2 separate regions of the Homo sapiens genome follow, and region 1 is linked to region 2. The links are chromatin loops, found by intact Hi-C in ENCODE. Cell type or tissue: HepG2. All regions are shown on one strand. Links, peaks and the distances in the headings refer to the core of each region. The heading gives the core; the rest is flanking DNA. Region 1 overlaps KCNIP4 (potassium voltage-gated channel interacting protein 4). Region 2 overlaps KCNIP4 (potassium voltage-gated channel interacting protein 4).

Evidence for each region. A loop is a pair of places that touch in the nucleus more often than their neighbours do. Peaks named below come from ENCODE experiments on the same cell type or tissue, not always from the same donor. Only the 100,000 strongest peaks of a DNase experiment are listed, where the experiment ranks them.
Region 1: a loop joins it to region 2, with 7 times the contacts of the local background. A loop is called at or near these places in 3 of 110 quality-filtered maps.

What each region holds. Positions count from the first base shown.
Region 1 is chr4:21,178,692-21,189,988 of GRCh38, forward strand. The region is part of intron 1 of KCNIP4 (potassium voltage-gated channel interacting protein 4); the gene reads right to left. Among named protein-coding and RNA genes, the nearest start is that of MIR7978, 280 kb to the right of the region's middle. In HepG2, for the core only: a CTCF peak has its summit at 6,305 (motif pointing right); no DNase peak of the experiment used is centred there.
Region 2 is chr4:21,762,398-21,773,694 of GRCh38, forward strand. All of the region lies in intron 1 of KCNIP4 (potassium voltage-gated channel interacting protein 4), which reads right to left. Among named protein-coding and RNA genes, the nearest start is that of KCNIP4-IT1, 85 kb to the right of the region's middle. In HepG2, for the core only: CTCF peaks have their summits at 3,590 and 6,168 (motif pointing left); a DNase peak (open chromatin) is centred at 6,174.

The sequences.
Region 1 (11,297 bases), core at 2,241-10,240, 580 kb before region 2:
TCCTGTCCTGTCGTCAGCCATATTTCTAACATCCCATTCTCATCTGAGGACCATATCTCCTGTGTCACTGAGAAAAGGAGTCACCAGAGAACTCCTTCTAGTTTTCTGTCTTCTAACACCAAACTTTTTTTTTTTTTTTTTTTGTTTTGAGTGTCTCATTCATTGCTCAGGTTGCAGTGCAAGTGGCATGATCTCAGCTCACTGCAGCCTTGACCTCCTGGGTTCAGGTGATTCTCCCACCTCATCCTACTGAGTGGCTGGGACCACAGGTTGCACCACCATGCCCAGCTAATTTTTGTGTTTTTAGCAGAGTTTGGGTTTTGCCATGTTGCCCAGGCTGGTCTCAACATCCTGGACTCAAGCAATCCACCTGCCTTGGCCTCCCAAAGTGCTGTGATTACAGGCGTGAGCCACCACGCCCAGCAAACATCTATATTTTCTATTATCTTTCCTTCTCCCTTTTCATCTTTAAGGAATTTGGACCCCATATTCTAAGACTCATTTCTCAGCCTGGGCTTTTGCCCAACTCATTTGACCTTCATCCAGACCTTCTCCATCATTTTTCCTTGCTTCTTTTAGTGAAACCTTGCACTTTCTGCTCACTCTGGTTCATTTCCCTCAGCTTCAAACATTGAGATCATAGTAGCCAGATTCAGTTCACAAAGCATCCTTCACATAAAGTTTTGCTAAGGAAATAACAAAGATGTGTACAAAGATTTTTGATCAAGGATAGCCATTGTGGAAATATAGTAGGAAGCATTGGAAAATGCCCCAGTGGTCAACAATATAGGTTAGCTAAATAAATTAGGGCAATATTGGTTAGCTAAATAAGATGGGGTGTTTTAGAAAAATAGAAAATGTTATGGGAAATTCTTTAGTCATGGGTAAATATGTCAAGCTGGTATTAAGAATCATATAAATGCATGTGATGTCTGCAGGCAGGCACATGTGGGTGTTATGCATTGAAAAATGCATACATGCTATTTCTGGCTTGTGAGATACAGGCTAACTTTAATTTTCTTTGAATTTCCTTGTATTCTCTAAACTTCATACAAAAAAACTTATTTTCTTTCTATAATAGGTGAGAAAACAATGTTTTTTAAAAAATGCTTCTTTGCCCTTGTGTCCTTTCAAATGTCAACTCATTTATTTCTTTCTCTTAGCTATCTTTCTCCTTAAAGTACAGTTTACATAAGCTACCTCCTTCCACTTCTTTCCTGATTATTTACTTTTCAATCTAATGCCAGTTCATTGAGCCCCCATCATGGGTCATGCACTGAGCAAAGCACAGAGCAAGTCACTGAGGATACAAGGATGGTGGTGGCTGAAAAAATAATGTTTTTTTCCATCAAGAGCTTTAACAGGCTGCTAAGAAATGAAGTACTCTCTCCGTTGAATCTATCCCAAGAAATAAGTCCACAAAGACCACAAATATACCACAATGTTTATGATAACACCAGTTTAATAAGTACCTAAAAATGTAATTACTGAAACTCTCATAAATCTCACTTCTGCATCATTCCAAAATCCATAAACAAACACAAAAATGCTCTTAAAGTAATTCCAGATTAATAACATGAATCAAGCTTCTAGTACTAGAGTTTATGACTAGAATCCTAATAATAGTTTTTCATTGATGTTGCTTAAAAATAAGAAAAAAGATTGATTTATAGTAATAACATAGATATAAATATCTGTATCCCTAGAGTTCTGCTTTGCAAATATTAAAGAATTTTTTTATGGTGAGAAACCAATATACATTTATTAGATAATACTTGCCAATAAGTAAAAAGTAAATAAAATAAGAATCACACATATATATGAGTATAAATTAATCATTTTGGAGTGGAATTTACAGCTTCAGTTTTTACAGATAGTTTCTTTCTTTCTTTCATTATCTGGGTTAAACAAAGGAAGAAGAAACTACTGTTGGCAAGTTGCAATGGCTTCTTTCCTCTAATGTTTATATGTGTGTGTGTGTGTGTATTTGTGTGTATATATAATATATTTAGTATATTTGTGTATATATATAGTATAGTGTATTTGTGTATATATATTTGTGTATATATGTGTACATTTAGTATATATATTTGTATATACATACAGACATATATATATAAATCTTATCCTTATGTAGTGAATACAATACTATGTGAATACACTATGATTATGAAGTGATTATATAGTAACATTCTAATCTCCTGGTTATGAAAAAAATACTTAAAAGTTTATACTGAAAGGGGAGGATGTGTTAATCTGTTTTAAGTTTAGGCTACAGGCAGAATATGACTTCTCCCAACCAAAGGCAACATTCTTGCTAACTTTAGTATATGTTAGGTTTCAAATACCAAGAACAGAACTTGGAACAACATGGACATTTACAGGGCAATCACAGTAAAACCTGCTGCAGTAGAGGCACCTCAGATGGATGCTTAACCAGCCTTATAGGTCAGGAATATCCTCCTGAGGGAAATAGCATAAAGACATTTAAGCTGAGTCTTACAATGTTAGCTAGTCTGAGAGGAAACCAAGATAGGGTGACAAGTTTTTTTTTCCCACTTAATATCATTTGATTAAGTGTCCTTGATTTGATTAAGTGTCCATGCTTGGCTCCAAACATGGAAACTGGGAAGCTAAAAAATAGTCATTCTCTAGACATTAAAGCTGCAGCTTCTCTTAAGGCTGATTCTCAGTGATATTTTAGCTCTTGATCACATTACCTTACCGGGTTTGATCATCTCTAAGATTCTACTATAGGTGGGAGTATCACATGGATTGCACTGACTTTCAGGATCTTTGGATTCTCATCCATACGTTCATGCATCCATCCATCCATCCATCCAAACCATATGTACTCATATGTTGAAAGGGGTCATGGTTGATACCATGGTATAATGAGCTGTGAAGCTTCTCCATTTAGGGAGTTTTTCATGTAATAGGTAGGGCTAAGTCGAGTGCATGTGGCAGGCACAAGCAGAATCTGCAGAAGTTCTGAGAGTCCATGTAATCGAAACAGTCTCCTCTTTGACAACAAGGCAGTTTTTCTTCTGACTTCACTGCATTCATTACATACCATTACTACAGATACTGTAATTCTTTCCTTTGGGCCTTTAACATTCTCTGTGGGAACATTATTTATCAAAGAGTAAAATTTTGAAACTTAATAAAACAAACATAGGAGAGATTCATGACTAACACTGGTACAATAGTGCCCTTGGGTCAAACATTTGCTTTACTAAAATGCCAAACAGTCTCCAGTTTCTACCAATAAAACATGACTTCATTTGCTTTCAGCACTGTTGGAATGCCTCTACTATAGCCCTTAGTCAGAGGAGATATAATTATGACTATAGCTTCACTGATATTGGATGTTATAAGTGGACATTCAGACCAATTAGAAAGAGGAATGTCTGGGAAAGAACAGTCAAGGGAAGGAAGACTGTTGGCCTTGCAACAGGAGACCTAGCCAAGGGTATTTGACACATTAGATGCAGGATGCCTAGTGAAATACCTTGAGAAACAATAGTGAAGCTATGAATTGGAAGGAAACATTTCAGCAGAAGCAATCTGAATGATGCACACGATCATATCATTTTCTTGCTCAAAACAACCCAGTGATTCCTCTTTGGAATTAGAATAGGTCTCTTCAGGGGGACTGACAGCATCCTTGCAGTCCAGACCATACATTTTCTTTTTCCTTACTTTCAACTTTTCCTCTTTTCCCTCCCCCTGTCCTTTCCTTTCCCTTCCTTTCCTGTCTTTCTTTTCCTTTCCTTTCCTTCTAATAATACATTTAAGGGGTACAAGTACAGTTTTGTTACATGGATATATTGTGTAGTCATGAAGTATGGGCTTTCCATGTAACCATCACATGAATGGTGTACATTGTACCCATTAAGTAATTTTCTCATCTCCCAACCCCCTCTACCCTTCCAGCCTCACATCCTTCCAAGTCTCCAATGTCTATTATTCCATTCTCCATGTCCGTGTGTACACATTATTTTCAACTTCATCTATTCCATATTATCTTCTTAAAGTGTTTTAAAAAATTATTTTTAAATTGTTAAAATAGTATATATAGTATATATTTATCATATGTAACATGATGTTTTGAAATACGTATGCATCATGGAATGGTTCAAGAGAGATAATTTACATATGCATGCTCTCATTTTTTGTACTGAGAACATTAAAAATCTACTCAGCAATTTTCAAAAATATGTTATTAACTGTAGTCACATTGTTTGCAATAGATCTCTAAGTTATTCCTCCTATCTAAATGAAAATTTGTATCCTTTCACTTACATCTAACCCACCACCACTCCCAGCTCCAGACCCTGTTAATCACCGTTTTACTTTCTACTTCTATAAGATCAAGTGTTTTAGATTTCACATATATGTGATCTCTTGCAGCACACGTCTTTGTGTGCCTGGCTTCTTTCACTAAACATAATGTCCTAAAGGTACCTACATGTTGTTGTAAATGACAGAATTTCCCTCTTTTTAAAAGGCCAGATAGTATTCTATTGTGTATATGTACCACATTTTATTTATCCATTCATCTGTCAATTGACTCCGTAGTCTAGCCATTGTGAATAATGCTGCAATGAACATGAGTGTGCAGGTATCTCTCTTCAATTTATTTTTTTTCCTTTGGATATATTTATTTTCCTTTGGATATATACCCAGAAGTAAGATTTGCTGGATCACATGGAATTTCTATTTTTAATTTTTGGAGGAACTTTATGCAGTTTTCTGTAATGGCTGTGTTGTTTTTGTTTTTTTTTTTTTTGGTTTTTGGAGACAGAGTCTTGCTCTGTTGCCCAGGATGAAGTGCAGTGGAGTGATCTCAGCTCACTGCACCTCTGCATAATGGCTGTAATTTATATTTCCACCAAAAGTGTACTAGGGTCCTCCTTTTTTCCACATATCTGCCAGTACTTGTCATCTTTTGTCTTTTTGATAACAGCCATTCTAACAGGTGTGAAATGGTATCTCATTGTTCCCCCCCATTCTTGTTCCCTGATTTCCAATTGCAGGTCTTATCCTTCTGCTCCTTAAGCCTTCCCAGGCATTCCTCTTGCCTTGGAACTTGCTGTTCCTTCTACCTGGGAGTCTTTTCTCTGATCTTTACAATATGGATTCTCTCTTATGTAGATCTTAGCTCTAATGTCATCTCTTCAGAGATACTTCTGGTCACCCTGTCTACAGCAGCCCCTCCTTTCCTCTCCCTTCTCAGGCCATCACTCTCTATTCCTTTGCAATAATTGATTTTCCTTATATCGTATCTCACTACCAAAAATTGTTGTTTATTAATTTTCTTGTATATTGCTGCTTGTTTTCTTATTTATTGACAGGCAGTACAAAGCAGTGGTTAAGGATAAGAATAAACTCCAGAGTCAGCTTGGGTTTGAATCCCATCTCTATCACTATGCAGGTGACCATGGCAAGTTACTTAATTTCCCTATGTTTCAATTTTATCATTAATAAAATTGGGATAAAAATAGTACCTGCCTCATAGGATTATTGTGAGAATTAAATGAGCCAATCAGCATAAATCACTTAGAACAGTACCTGAAACATAGTAGCACTAAATAAATTGTTATTATTATTTGTCTTTTACATTAGAATAACAGTAAGAATCTTAGCCCTCTAGTTCAAATGCTGAATTCTCTAGCATCTAGCATAGTGTTTTGCAATAGCAGATACTCAATCAATACTTGAATAAATGTTTTATAGGAGATTGCCTAGAGGAGGAGAAGAAATTTTCAGGGGACTAGATCTGAAAAAGCAATTTAAGTCACAGATGAAAAGAAATTCGCTATTACGTAATGAAGACGAGAGATGGGAGGGGTTGTTAGCACAATTAGCTGTAACCTGGTATTAATGAGGCCAAGGTGATAGGTTTGGCACTTTTGTGTGTTCCACTTAGGTTCGTTCTCTGCCATGATCATTTGTTCTGCATTTGTATGGCTAGTCAGCTGTCTTATGCATCAATGCCCACAATCAGGAAGAGAGAGAACAAAGAAATACATTTATCAATTATGGCTAAGGAAAATCCATCTGAAAGTGTCTTCCTGATAAACAGTGGTGATTCTTGGTGTTGTCAATATGGCATATTTCAGTACTAGCTCTCTACTGAGTTCAAACCACCTAGCACAGGTGATCTCATACTAATAATATTTCCAGTGCTTAAACAACCCCCTCCTGAGATGGAAGTTGGGTTTGAGAAATTAGGATGAGCATTCCCAATTTCTTCTCCCTTCCTGAAATATTTTTGGTTGCCACCAGGTGGTACTAGGTAAGCACATCCGAACAGGACAATGTAGTTTTATTATACAAAAGATTGCCAAGAGTTGCAAAAAAATTCCTACGTATAACTTCTAGAAAGATTACTATTGTATAAGACAGAATACACTTCACTTTTGGTTTAGACTTTTAAAACAATGTTTCATACTATCTAATATTCAAATTGTGCTAAGGTTTGGGAGAAGACTCCATCTTCCTATGATGAACGCTTTCATTTTGGAGTAGCTTTTGTCTTAAGCAGGAATTAAAAATCCTAAGTCATGACAATTTCAGGTCTCCAGAGAAAGCCTTCTCATTTTCCCTTAGAAATTTACTTGGAATTTCGTCAGGAGTTTTCTTCCCCTCCTTTTCTTCTTTATCTTCCTCTTCCTCCTTTTCTGCTCATTCTCCTCCTCCTACTCCCTCTTCCTCTTCTTCCTCTCTGTCCTCTTCCTCTTCTTTTTCTTCCTCCTCCCTTTTCTTCTTCTTCTTCCTCCTCCTCCCCCTCCTCTTCTCCTTTTTCTCTTTTTCCTTCTCCTTCTTCTAATCTCCTATTTTCCTTCTCTGCTTCATAGACACGTGCTTTTGCCTGTCTTAGTTTACTCATCTGAGAAATGGGGCTAGAAATACATGCCTAACTAGGTTCTTTAAATGTGAAAGCATGTATTTGAGTGAGTAGTCAGTAAAAGATAGCTTGTCTTTGTCATCATCATTCTAATGGACATTTTCAACTAATCCTTAGGGTCAAAATTATTCCAGTTCATTTTCTTTATTTGATAGGATTTTAACTGTCTTTTTATCCATTTCCATAATTGGCAAATGAGTTCACATGAGGCATCTACTGTATCAGCATGCAGCTATGAGAAGAAGCATCAGAAAAAATAATTGCCACTGCCTGGGCACAAATTTTTCCCTCCCTGTCTTAACAAACTGCTTTATTTCTGACCCCTTAACTACAGTGTTTCTTGTTCAATGCTGAGTACATCTTGCAAACCAAGCTTGAAACACAGACCTGCTCTCTATCCTAGAGAGTAACCTTCTTTCTTTAATCTGAAACATAAATAACCTACCTCTTATTTCCAGGTGAATAGCTGTCTATTTCTATTTGACTTTCTGATCATGTGTCCACTTTTCCAAGCTTATATCCTCAATATCCCTTTTACAAAGATTTACCCTGTCTTTCCTTTTCCTCTGAGTATAATACTATTTTAAGAACTTTCTGCTCAGAACTTTTATTATCCTGAAGACTACAGCCAAATTGTCATAAGGAAACAGTGACTTTGTGAAAGAAGTATGTACTTTTCAAAGCTCAACTCCTTGTCCAGACACATCTGGCAACACCTACAAATACTGTCAGCTAAGGCTCCTGCTGTGGTCATAGAACTACAGCATTATCTCAGAGAGTCTGTAAAGTCCTCTTATTCTGGGGAAGTGGGTAAGAAAGTCGAAGTAGGGATGGAATAAGGGAAAGAGAGTGTAGATAAAAGAAATTCTCCTGAAGAGTATGTCACCTTTTCAAGCATCTCTAAGTGAAATTGGTTCAGATTCCTAATCTTACATACAATTCAATAATTAAAGAAGGGTTAAGATAAATTCAAATCGGCATCACTTATGCATTTAAAGAACACGTACAATTTTCCTTTCTGCTTTCTCAACCCTTTTTAAGTTTATTTGTTTATTTTTGAGACAGGATCTCACTCTGTCACCCAGGCTAAAGTGCAGTGGTGCAGTCCCATCTCACAGCGGCCTTCACCTGCCACGCTCAAGCAATCCTCTCACCTCAGTCTCCCAAGTAGCTGGGACTACAGGCATATGCCACCATGTCCAGTTAATTTTTTAAATTTTCTTTTGTAGAGACAGAGTCTTACTATGTTGCCCAGGCTGATCTTGAACTCCTGGGCTCAAGGGATCCCTCATCCCAAAGTGCTGGGATCACAGGTGTGAGACACTGGGCCCAGCTCAATCTTTTTATTTAATAGCCCAACTTCACAGGATTTAGAAAAAATAGTCACCAAATATCCTATTTTAGGGTAGCATGAGCATTTTCTTTTTCCTGAACTCCATATGTTTGGCTTAAGGCAATGTGGATATTTTCTCATTTTATTTTATTCTCAGCAATATAGCAAGAAGTAATTCATTTATTTTGTTAAATCTCTAATGTATAGCTTAGCTGAAGTCAATAAAAGTCAAAGTTACCATTCACATAGGCTATGGTCCATTTCTGACAATCTCAAAACCATGCCATGGCACTTAAAAAAACCTGCTATTTTATATGTATACTTAGGTTTCTCATTCAAAACTAAGCAAACATGGAATTCAAAGGAAGTTAATCATGTGTGACTGCAGAGTGGAAATAAAATGAAATTTCTAATGGTAACAAATATATAATCAGATCATTAATGTTTATTAAGGGCAAAGGGACATTCCAAACACTGCGGCAAATTGTAAAGTGCTGTAACCTCTAAGAGTGAGACCTGCTCTGTCATCCTCACTGAGATTTCTACCTAATTCGTTAAAATTCATTTTTGTTTATTTTAAGTATGCATACTTGCCCTCTGCTAGGAACAGAGGGAAATGCGTGAAAAGGTTAATGGGGTTTTGATTACTTGAATGGGCAGAGGAGAATTCCTTGTCAGGAGCACATTGCCTGTAGGTCAAACTGGTTACAATAATGCCCTATGGTTTTAGGGCATTTAGATTCTCCTTACTAATTCTTCAGAATCCTCATTTTTTTTTTCTGCAGGTATTTTTCTCTGCCTGCAGATCATGCACTCTCTATGCTCAATACATTCTGACAACACACTAGTCCTGCTCTAATTCACCTGAGACAAAATGGCAGCAAATACAAAATAACCTTCCAGGCTGGCTCGAAATTAGCATAGGCTCTGTAGCCCAACGGCCCCAGGGCTGAAAACTGTACCCTTTACTAGACAGATAACTTTGGGAAAGTCACTCAATTTTTCTGAACTTCAGTTTTATCATCTGTCAAATGGGTCTAACTATCAATAATGACAATTGCTGCCAATTCCCAGTTCATCAGGTAGATGTGACAGTAATATGAGAAAACTTTTACAAATCATGTAGCACATAGTCAACAGATCAGTATTTACTAATACTACTTAAGTATGTGGAGGAAATGCTTGTCATATTTAATAATTTTTAGTTATTTATCTTAGTCATGAGTTTTGATTATTGACAACATTGCTCCAAAGAGTTTTGTTTTAATTGCCTTACAGATGCTGTGTTATAAAGGAGGACAGTTTTGTGCTGGAGTGAAGGATAAACACAGGGGAAAGGCACATTTTCAAAGCAGCAATCTCTTGACTAGCCATATCCTGCTTTTTACTCACTTAAACCTCTAAATCCACAGCTGCAAGCAACCAAAGGCCACAAGTCCCAAAGAAGCAATCTAATCAAAGAAAACATTGAATCAAACTGGCTTCTCTCCCTTCTCCTCAACTGGCATGAAAAATGCTAAAGGTGGTAATAATAATAATATATTTAACATTTCTCATGTTTTTTGTTTCTAAAACATATGGTTTCTTGCTACATGTAGAGAATTGCTAAGACATTCATTTCAGCTTTCAGCTCTTGCAAATTAAACATACGTTGTGTAAAAACTACTTTAAATGAATGATTTTTGAAATGAAGTTTTAAAAAGTACTCTTTGAGAGATGAACTCCCTTTTTTCCATATATGTATCTGGATTTCTTTATGTCTTTTTTGAGTAGCATCCCCTCACAAGAGTAGCATCCCGAAGGAAACTTCATAGCATTAACCATCATGGTAATAGATTAATTACTAATACAAGTATTTGTTTAAGGTCTAACTTATTAACTAGAGGGTGAGATCTCTAACAGCAGGGGTCCTGCCTGTTCACCACTTCATCATCAAAATCTAGAAAGGAGCTAGGCACATAGTAGAACCTCAAAAAAGTTTGGAAAGGCAGAACAGGTTGTGGTGAGGAGACAGCTGTAGAGTTAGAAAGTCCTAGAATTGAATCTGAATAAAACCTTACACACTCTTTGCATACTTGGGCAAAATTCTTAAGTTCCCTAATCAGTTTCCTCTTTGATAAAATAAGGAGAATAATACTTATGTTGCAGAGCTATTGTAAAAAGAGTAAAATAATAATGTATCTAAAGCATACAGAATTATACCTGATGCATTCCAAGTGTTTTATAAATAATTGCTATTATAATTATCATGATTACTGTATAGTGGATACATGTAGAATTAATTATTTAATGTGATGCTGAGGACCAGGCCTTGACTATTGAGTCTTTTTAAAGGCATTGTCTCCCAGTTTCCCATCTGCTTCACAGCTCCATCCATATGCCTTTTTGAAATACACATCCAGCTCCTGGTCCTTTTTAAACTTCGAGAAAAAGCATCTTATGTCATCAAATGTCAATGTAATATTAAAGGCATTTGTATCTCTGTTTAAGATCCCACATCTGTTATCAGTTAATATTTTGAGAGATTCTTACTAGCAGCAGTTTCTGATCCATGCCATAAAAAATGCTTTTCATAAAATTGTGTACAAAACCCACTTATGTTTTAAAAGCCCAATGATAGCTCACTAAGTATAGTGATTTCTTCAACATGATGTTGTCATCTGATAGGTGTGTAGGGAAGCAAAGCACATTTGCACTTGTCCTAAGAAATAAAAAGGGTCCTTCTGAAGTTCATTTAACTCAACTTTTCTATTCTCCTCAGTTAAAAGGTTTTGCCACTTGAGAGTGAAAAATTATGACCATAGAAATTACATTTTAGTAATTACTCAGATTTATAAAATCATTTTTCAAATACCAAAGGTCTAGTAAAACATTAACATTCAGGGATTTCACTTTCCCCTTTATTTCTAAAATTTGCATTTTATGTTATGCCTTCAGCTTTTCTAATGAGGATTCAAAACATGTTCATCATCAAACCATTGATGCATCTGGATGTCTACAACTTTGTAGTTTAAGTCCATCCCTTATACAGTAGATAACTATTGAAGAAAA
Region 2 (11,297 bases), core at 1,408-9,407:
AAGATTAGAAATTGTTGTCTTTTCTCATTATGTTTTTCCCATTTCTTATGTGCAAGTTTCCTTATTTTATATTTTCCCCATTGCCTAGTACACTGCTAGGCTCAATAAATCTGGGCTGCCTTTAACTTATAAAATACTAACAAAATTAATTTTGAGCAGAACTGGTTGCTGTTAGTTAGACGAATCTCAGGAAAAAAGCCAAGGGTACTGTTCCTCATCTGCAAACATAAAACAAACCAGCAAGGACACCACTCTTATTTTATTCTTTAGTGTTAAAGCCAACCATCATAACCAAAGATGGCATCTACAAGACAACATTTAAACACTTTACCAGCGTCATTAGTGGGCTGGGTCAACGAGACTCTTCCACGAGTCATCAAAACCATCTTCCAGTCATGACTCTTCTTTATCTGAATAAATGTTCACATGAAGAATGTGTATATATAAGTGTGAGAAAGGAAAGGAGAATCCCAGAAGATTGGGAGGGGGGTGTAGGTGGATGGAATTGGAGGGAAGGACTCACATGATGATCTGACAGGTGCTCCCACTTCCGAAGTCTCCCTCTGGGACCACTGGGTGTAAGTCTTCTTGTCAAGGACAGCACTTGGTACACAGCGAATGCTCAATAACCGCTTCTAGATTGAATGGACATATGCACAGTTTGCCTAATTTCCTCGTCAGGACACTCAGGAATGCATTCCTAACAACGAGCACAGGTTCACCAGACAATAATTCCTTCACTGTGGTTGAATTCACACAAACAAAATGTGAAGAACATTGCCCAGATTATCATTTTAAATATAGCTGCAGTCTGCGTGTCATAAGAAACAAAGCCCACGGCTGTGCATTCCTCTAACACAATAGGCACATGCCATCCGGTGCTTATTACACACAAGGTGCTGGTGATTATGGTTATATACATAGAGACAAAACGGGCAACTAGCTTAGCCTAGTTATAACTAACAAATACACTTGGCTTTATCTCTTTCCATAATGAAGGTTTAATCATTCCTTTCTTTTTCTTTTACTGAATAAAAAGAACTGGATAGAATTTTGAACATGATTCTACTGGCTAATAAAAACAACAATGTCTTCAGAAGTGTGGAGAAAAGCCTTAGCTAGTATTAAAGGGTAAATGTGCCATTCTAGAGTGTCTTCTGAGAGCCAGGGCATTAGCTGGCAATGGTAGGTATATAATAGCTTGGGTCTGTCCCCTGAGCTGGTTAACCTTGAGCAAGTTATTTCTCTTTTCTGAATCTCAACTTTCTCAGCAAAAGGAAATAAAGAAAACCCAGCACAGTTATTCTGAGGATTAAATAACATAAGTAGAATGCTTCTTCCACTGTATATGCTAAATTTTTCATTTCAGTCTTGTTATATACATCTTCCTTTTTGTTGAAAAATGAATGTGACAAAAGCAAGAAAAACAATCACTGATTTATCTGAAATTGTAAAAATTCTCAGGTTTGCTTGTTATGCTTTGAAAAAGGAACCCTCAGCCAACACACAGAATTTGGAAGCAGCCTGGGAGTTTTAATAGGTTTGCTAGGAAATGGGTTTCAGTGCCAGGAACTCCAGATCACAAGAAAATTTATGCAATTAGATCATTTGGTCTAAATGTGATTATGTATTTTAGTAATGAACAGTATGGTAAAGCCAGAACAATAGAAGGAAAGCAGTAAGAAGAAATTCAATTTAGTATAGAAGCTTCAGAGACCTGCAGAAAGGGAAATCATATATGCATGATAAGCAGGCATTTTCCATAATGGCTGGAGATAACAAGTAAATGATTTCAGACAATTGCGTGGAGGATACAGAGGGTACAGACTGGCAATTCTCAGAATGTGGCCATAACACCAGCCAGGGAGACAAACTTTGAAGTTCAGAACAGAAAAGGTAAAGATGTTAGAGGTGGTAGTACTGAGTCAGTGCCAATTAATGTGCAAAGTTTGCAACTCAGAAGAGAAATAAGAAAAGTCCAACCAGAAAGTTCATAAATGAGCTAGTTCAACTTGGAGAGAAAGTGGAAGAAGAGTGAGCCTTGGGCTATATCATGACACTGGGGCATTTGTTTTCAATGAAATATTTATATAAAAATGAAACAAGGTGTGTCATATTGGTACCCATAGTTGGTGATGATTAATTATGTCTGGTCAGGATCAGAAACCGGACTATATAAACCACTGCCAGCTAATGCATGTCTCCCAGAAGACATGAGAGGGTGGTGATGGCTTTGCTCTTTAATACTGGACTTTTGCTCCACATCCCTGGAAGGAATGGGCCATAGGGAGGCTTAGAAATCTTTTCTGCCCTTTCCACCAAGGGCTCAGATGAGAGCAAGACTAAGGGACCTACTTCCCTGTCCTTTTTTGCTTGTCTGCTATCCTTTGTGCTCCTTAGGACTGGGAAGTCCTCAGGCCTCCTCCAACCCCCAGACTAGCTGGAGGGGAGATGTGGAGTGTACAGGCATTGAAGAGAGGTGTTTGAAGAGTCAGGAGAAGAAGATTTTCCATGGAAGTTCAATTCATAAGCCCTTTGCTCTTCTCATTAAAAGCTGTGTATTGGAGGAGAGGCTCTATGAGACCCATATCACAGCCATGTCAACTTGGGATGGAGCCTAGTGTTTCCTCCCCAAATTAAATTGAGCTACTCTCAGGGAGTATACACTGTGGCTACAACAGTCAAATAATAATAATATTAGTACGAATTTAAAATGGGAAGTGCAATGGCTTTTTGTCATTGTTTTATTATGAAGAGAACCTTTTTTTTTTTTTCCGAGACAGAGTCTTGCTCTGTCACCCAGGCTGGAATGGAGTGATGCGATCTCAGCTTACTGCAACCTCGACCTCCGGGGCTCAAGTGATCCTCCCATCTCAGCATCCCAAGTATCTAGGGCAGAATCTAATCCTTTTTGTTTTATTGGGCCACTGGAGTGGTCTTATTAACTATGTTAATGGTACCCACTGCTCCAGGAGAAGGCAATGGTAAATGACTGTGTGTGTGAGCGTGTGTAACTGTGTGCGCATGTGTCCATGTTGCTTAACAAAAACTGTTTTATCCCTTTTTTATGCAGACTTGCTCCCTGGGGGAAAAGTGGTCAATTTCTGAGTTAGGGGCTGTTTGAAAGAGAGGAATTGTTCCCCTGGAGGGACATGGAATCAGGATGGTGACTTGAGCTTAAAGATGGACTCTGGGGTCAGAAACAGGGCTCCGTCTTCTTTTTCTTTTCTTTTTTTTCTTGTGTTAATACATATAAATGGGTCTTGTTTTATTGCTCAGACTGGTCTTGACCTCCTGACCTCATGTGATCCTCCCATCTCAGCCTCCCTAGTAGCTGGGATTACAGATGCAAGCCACCTGCCTGGCTGAGGGTTCCTTCCACAGAATCCCTCAGGACCCAGAGATCTTAGCACCAGGCCGTGAAAAAAAAAAAAAAAAAAAACAAACTGAAGATGTGTATGTGAGGACAGAAAGAGAGAGACAGATCAAGGAATCCCAGAGCCCAAGAGCAAAGATACTTAGGAAAAGGCATACAGTAAACTAAGCGGCCATTAGATTAGAAAGGAGCCATCTGCAATAGCGGCACCATGTGGTAATAATGTGTCATAGCAGCAGTGGACCAGGATTGTAGATTTCTCTTCCCTTGGCTTTTAAAACACCTGATTAACGCTCTCTGAGTCAGGGCTCTTGAATTACACAGGAATGCAGAAGAAGGTGGAAGAATAGGAAAACTCAGATGTCTTCCTGCTAACGGAGCAGGTGGTGGCCTGAACAATACATTATTTAACAAATGTGAGAAAGTAATTATTGGGGTTCTACAAGGTTTATTCTAGGCCATCCTATTTTCCATAAGAAGGTAGCACTGCACTTGGCGTATACCGATCTCATTTACTATCTCAATAATAACCCTTGAGACAGTTTCCCTTACCCACTTTATGCAAGAATAACTAAGGGTCAGAGAGTTCAAATAATTTGCACAAGGATTACTCGATTGTAAGAGTTTGAGCTGGGACTCACATGCAAGTTCATTTGTCTTCAAAATCCTGGGCTTCCAATCTCTGTTCCCCTTGCCTCCCCACAGTCTTAAAATAAATGTTTCCCAGGCTTCCCTCTGCTGCTATCACTGTTGGCATAAAGCGAATTTCCTCGACTGGTGAACCTAAAATTTTCTAACAACAATGATCTGCATAATTTCTCATAGTTTAAAAAGTTCTTATGAAAACAATTTCCTTTTCAGTCTTCCCACAATTTCATAAGGTAGGTAAAATAAAGATTATTATTATCATCTCATTTTATATACGAGGCAGGGAGGGCCCTAATTAATGTACTTATTTCAAAGTCTGGCATCTCTTAACAATAAACTTATTTCACTCTTTGTTAAACTGACCAGCATAGTCATGGACTGAGAGTCAGAAAGTGTGTGTTTTATTTATTCATTCATTCACTTGTGTAATTACAAATCCATTGAGTGTCTATCACCTATCAGGCATTATTTTAGGTACTGAAATATAGCAGTGATCACAACAAAGACCCTGTCCTCTTGGGGAATGCATTCTAGTGAAAGAAACAGAAAATGCACAAGGAAACAATGATTTGAGATCAAGTGTCAGGTAGTGATCATGGCAATGAAGAAAAACAAAGAGAACACAAGAAAGGGAGTCAGGGAATCTCTCTTTGCAGAGCAACATCTGAGAAGAGGTGAGGAAGAGAACTAGGGAGAAGACTTAATGCATTAAAGCTTTAGAAAGGAATTTGCTTTATGAAAGAATGAGAAGGCCATTATAACTGGAGCCCAACGAGCAAGGACTAGTGATACCAGAAGACACTGGAGGAGGAGACAGTCAGATCACACAGAGCTTGAAATGCCTTGTTGAGAGTGAGGGAGACTTATTGCAAGAATGATGGGAATCTATGTGGGGGTTCAGAGCAGGGTGGGGCAGAGCTGATACATGTTTAAAGGATACTTCCATGGCTCTGTGGAAACTTGACTCAGGGATGTGGGGTGGGGAGGCAGTGCAGAGAGAAATCAAGGAGATGGGGTTAGGAAGCAGATGGAGTGACAGGTGAGAGAGGTCGATGGCTAAGAATAGAATGGTAACGGCAGCTGGCTTTATTGCCAATTATGCAATACTTTTAGGTTCTATGACCTTGAGTTTAATTAACCTCTTTGGGGTTAATTAGCTTTTTTTAGCTTATTTTTATTTCAAAATACAGTTATTAAAATCCTTACAAGTCTGTAATGAAAGAAAACTTACAAAAAATTACATATCCTGAAATATATAAAACGTTAAATAACTGTTTTTCTCTTGCCATAGAGAAAAATATACACAGCGGGGACCTAATAAGCACAGAATTTGATTCAGAAATGGATTTAAAACATACACACTACTACCTGAAAGCAAGCATCAAATAGTTGTAAGTGCCAAAGCAACCAAACTTACCACCGACATATCTATTTCAGTATTGACAGAGCTCTTGGTTCTGGTTAAATAAATTAAAGATGGGAAAAGTGATAAAATGTCAATTAAGAAAGCCAACAAAATCCCCTAAAGGAAGAAGAGAAGCCATTCTTCTAACTTCAAAACTGATCCTTGCTGAAGACAAAACTTCCAAGAATTTGCTCTTATTATACACATCATTCCTTAAAGGGAAATTGACAGACATGGATATCAATCTCAGTTACACCACCAACTAGTGCCGATAAACCGCCAAGCAAGAGCTTCTAAATTTATGATTTGTGATTAAAACAAATATTTAGTAAAATAATTAGATGGACTAAACAGCATTTTAGAGAGCTTTTTAAGACCTAGGATTTTGGATACAGTATGCATCTTAACACAAAAATCATCAATTCTATATTGATAACTAATAATAATAAAATAAGTATGTAAGCATGTGAAGTATAGATTCTGCTCTCTCTCTAAACAGTACCAGAAACTCCTGCAGGAGTGCTTTGCTTGACTTTTTGACCTCTGAGTACGTTAATATTTTAAGGTAAATTCCGATTTAAGTACCCAAATGATTATAAAGCAGGGCTTCACCTTGGTGTTGTGGTTACAATTCTGCATATCAAGGAAAAAGAGAAATGCTTCACTCCCAAGTCTCGCTCCTCATTTTCAGTCTTGAGGTACCTTTGTTTACAAAGGATTTCTCACTGCTTGTTTTGTACTGCCACCTGCTGGTAAGCACCAAACTTTATTTTTATAAATGAGAAATCTATACACATCCACTCTTAGTTGGTGTTACACTCTCAGATTTTTATAAGTTTTAAGAAAGTTTCCTTCACATTTGCAATTATTAATTATTTCTCATGGTACAAAATTTTATATAACCATTAAAATATAGAAAACACAAATAAGGAATTAATAGATGCTGCATTTCCATCTCCCAGAGATAATCTCTGGTATACAGCCTTCAAGAACACACAATTGGGTTATATGATGTTTATCATCTAAAATCAAATGTGATGTCATTTAATAATTATTTGTTGGATACATTACATGTAATCATATGTCAATTTATTTTCAAACATTTGGAATTTTTTTCAATTTTTTTTGTTATTTGTTTGATGTAGCAATATCCTCGTTTTAAAACCTTATACTCAGCTCTAAGCTATATGAAATATTACTAGAAATATAGCTAGTACATCAAAGGACTTCAAAATGGGAAGGCCTTTGACATGTACAGACAAGTTCACCTCCAGAAGTCTATACGAATTCACACTCCTATAAAAGTGCTACTCTCTCCACACTGTCATCAACTCCTCCTTTTAAGTATTTTAAAAAAAACTACTCCAATCATATCCTGAAGGAAAACTGGATACTTTTATCATTTATATTTATTTTATTGGGAGTGAACATTTATATTCATATCTATTAACCGTTTCTATTTTTGCATTTCTAAAATGCCTTATGTCCCTCTGCCAGGTTTTCTATTTTAGTGTTTGTATAAAAGAGGAAGTAATCACTTTTCATGTATGTTCCAAATACTTTTGCTGGTCATATATTATTTGATTTCATTTGTGGTATTTTTAACAATAGACATTTTCAGTATTGATTTAGTCAATTACATCAGTTATTTCCTTCATGTGGTTTGCCTGTGGTTTTATGTTTAGAAATAACTTCCTTGTTCTTAGAATTATTCATTATTTTATCTTGAAGGAAACTGTTCGAATTCCCTCTGTCATGCAAGAAGATTTTATCTAGATATTTTTCCTGTGGCAGTTCACTAAGTTGCCTGGCATGAGACTGAAGGTTGATCTATGAGTCATTATCACATTACACCATTTGTTTTTTCTGTACTTATAGGAATTTATGACACTGACGTGCAAAATATTTTGAGGACTTTATAAGGAATCCCTTATTATGTCTATTAATGGGCTAGCCATCTCTCCTCCATAGCATTCCACACTTATAAATTCTGTTCGTCAATAAAAAGCAAAAATCATATTTTACATCAAATAAAACTCACCATAAAATTCAACCACAAACAGAAGCAGACTTCTATTATTGTGAGGTTACTAAAATGAGAATGGGACCTAGGAGGAGGGCAGCTTGGCCAGCTGCCAATCAATTCATACCAGAAGGTTGTCTTTTTCTTATTTATTTCTTCTAAAAAAAAAGAAAGATACATGTGCGGAACATGCAGGTTTGTTACACAGGTATTCATGTGCCATGGTGGTTTGCTGCACCTATTGACTTTTCCTTTAAGTTCCCTCCCCTCACCCCCTAACCCCCAACAGACCCTGGTGTGTGTTGTTCCCTTCTCTGTGTCCATGTATTCTCAATGTTCGACATCCACTTATGAGTGAGAACGTGGTGTTTGGTTTTCCATTCCTGTGTTAGTCTGTTGAGGATGATGGCTTCCAGCTTCATCTATGTCCCTGCAAAAGATATGGCCTCATTCCTTTTTATGGCTGCATAGTATTCCATGGTGTATATGTACCACATTTTCTTTATCCAGTCTATCATTGATGGGTATTTGGGTTGGTTCCATGTCTTTGCTATTGTAAATACATACCGTGTGCATGTGTCTTTATAGCAGAATGATTTATATTCCTTTGAGTATATACCCAGTAATGTGATTGCTGGGTCAAATGGTATTTCTGGTTCTAGATCCTTGAGGAATCACCATACTGTCTTCCACAATGGCTGAACTAATTTACATTCCCACCAACAGTGTAAAAGTGTTCCTGTTTCACCATAGACTCGTCAGCATCGTTTCCTGACTTTTTAATTACCGCCATTCTCACTGGCATGAGATGGTATCGCATTGTGATTTTGATTTGTATTTCTCTGATGATCAGTGATGCTGAGCTTCCATGTTTGTTGACCACGTAAATGTCTTCTTTTGAGAAGTGTCTGTTCATATCCTTTGCCCACTTTTTGATGGGGTTGTTTTTTTCCTTGTAAATATGTTTAAGTTACTCATAAATTCTGGATATTAGCCCTTTGTCAGATAGGTAGATTGCAAAAATTTTCTCCCATTCTGTAGGCTGCCTGTTCCCTCTGATGATAGTTTCTTTGCTGTGCAGAAGCTCTTTAGTTTAATTAGATCCCAGTTATCAATTTTGGCTTTTGTTGCAATTGCTTTTGGCATTTTTGCATGAAGTCTTTGCCCATGCCTGTGTCCCAAATGATATTGCCTAGGTTTTCTTCTAGGGATCTTATGGTTTTTGGTTTTAGATTTAAGTCTTTAATCCATCTTGAGTTGATTTTTGTACAAGTGTAAAGAAGGGGTCCAGTTTCAGTTTTCTGCATATGGCTAGCCAGCTTTCCCAGCACCGTTTACTGAATAGGAGATCATTTTCCCATTGCTTGTTTTTGTCACGTTTGTTGAAGATCAAATGGTTGTAGATGTGTGGTGTTATTTCTGAGATCTCTGTTCTGCTTCATTGTTCTACATGTCTGTTTTGGTACAAGTACCATGCTATTTTGGTTACTGTAGCCTTGTAGTATAGTTTGAAGTCAAGTAGTGTGATAACTCCAGCTTTGTTCTTTTTGCTTAGGATTGTCTTAGCTATATGGGGTATTCTTTGATTCCACATGAAATTGAAAATATTTTTTTTCCTAATTCTGTGAAGAATGTCAATGGTAGTTTAATGGGAATAGCATTGAATCTATAAATTACTTTGGGCATTATGGCCATTTTCATGATATTGATTCTTCCTATCCATGAGGATGGAATGTTTTCCCATTTGTTTGTGTCCTCCCTTAGTTCCTTGAGCAGTGATCTGTAGTTCTCACATCCCTCGTTAGCTGTACTCCTAGGTATTTTATTCTCTTTGTAGTGATTGTGAATGGGAGTTCATTCATGATTTAGCTCTCGGCTTGCCTATTGTTGGTGTAAAGGAATGCTTGTGATTTTTGCACAATGATTTTGTATCCTGAAACTTTGCTGAAGTTGCTTATCAGCTCAAGAAGTTTTTGGGCTGAGATGATGGGGTTTTCTAAATATAAAATCATGTCTGCAAACAGAAATATTGACCTCTTCTCTTCCTATTTGAATACCCTTTAATTCTTTTTCTTGCCTAATTGCCATGGCCAGAACTTCCAATACTATGTTGAATAGGGGTGGTGACAGAGGGCATCCTTGTCTTGTGCCCACTTTCAAAGGGAATGCCTCCAGCTTTTGCCCATTCAATATGATATTGGCTGTGGGTTTGTCATAAATAGCTCTTATTATTTTGAGATATGTTCCATTGATACCTAATTTATTGAGAGTTTTTAACACGAAGGGATGTTGAATTTTATCAAAGGCCTTTTCTGCATCTATTGAGATAATCATGTGGTTTTTGTCTTTGATTCTGTTTACGTGATGGATGACGTTTATTGATTTGCTTATGTTGAACCAGCCTTGCATCCCAGGGATGAAGCTGACTTGATTGTGGTGGATAAGTTTTTTGACGTGCTGCTGGATTTAGTTTGCCAGTATTTTAATTGAGAATTTTCACATCAATGTTCATCAGGGATATTTGCCTGATGTTTTCTTTTTTTGTTTTGTCTCTTCCCAGTTTTGGTATCAGGATGATGCTGGCTTCATATAATGAGTCAGGGAGGAGTCTCTCCTGTTCAATTGTTTGGAATAGTTTCAGAAGGAATAGTACTAGCTCCTCTTTGTGTTTCTGGTAGAATTCAGCTGTGAATCCATCTGGTCCTGGGCTTTTATTTGGTTGGTAGGCTATTAATTACCGCCTCAATTTTAGAGCTTTTTGTCTCTTCAGGGATTCAACTGCTTCCTGGTTTAGTCTTGGTAGGGTGTATTTGTCCAGAAATTTACCCATTTCTTCTAGATTTTCTAGTTTATTTGTGTAGAGGTGTTTACATTATTCTCTGATGGTGCTTTGTATTTCTGTGCAGTCAGTGACGATACCCCCTTTATCATTTTTTATTGCATCTATTTTATTCTTCTCCCTCTGCTTTATTAGTCTAGCTAGCAGTCTATCTATTTTGTTAATTTTTTCAAAAAACTAGCTCCTGGATTTGTTTATTTCTTGGAGGGTTTTTCATGTCTCTATCTCATTCAGTTATGCTCTGATCTTGGTTATTTCTTGTCTTCTGTAGCTTTTGGATTAGTTTGCTCTTGCCTCTCTAGCTCTTTTAATTGGGATGTTAGCGTGTCAATTTGAGATCTTTCCAGCTTTCTGATGTGGGTGTTTAGTGCTGTAAATTTCCCTCTTAACACTGCTTTAGCTGTGTCCCAGAGATTTTGGTACATTGCCTCTGTTCTCATTGGTTTGAAAGAACTTATTGATTTATGCCTTAATTTCATTATTTACCCAGGAGTCATTCAAGAGCAGGCTGTCCAATTTCCATGAAATTTTGTGGTTTTGAGTGAGATTCTTAATGCTGGGTTCTAATTTAATTGCACTGTGGTCTGAGAGACTGTTTGCTATGATTTCAGTTCTTTTGCGTTTGCTGTGGAGTGTTTTACTCCCAAGTATGTGGTCAATTTTAGAATAAGTGCCATGTGGCACTGAGAAGAATGTATATTCTGTTGATTTTGGGTAGATAATTCTGTAGCTGTATACTAGGTCCACTTGATCCAGAGATGAGTTCAAGTCCTGAATATCTTTGTTAATTTTGTTTCTCTTTGATCTGTCTAATGCTGACAGTGGGGTATTAAAGTCTCCCACTATTATTGTGTGGCAGTCTAAGTCTCTTTATAGTCTCTAAGAACTTGTTTTATGAATCTGGGTGTTCCTGTATTGGGTGTATATATATTTAGAATAGTTAGGTCTTCTTGTTAAATTGTTCCCTTTATTGTTATCTAATGCCCTTTTTTGTCTTTCTTGGTTT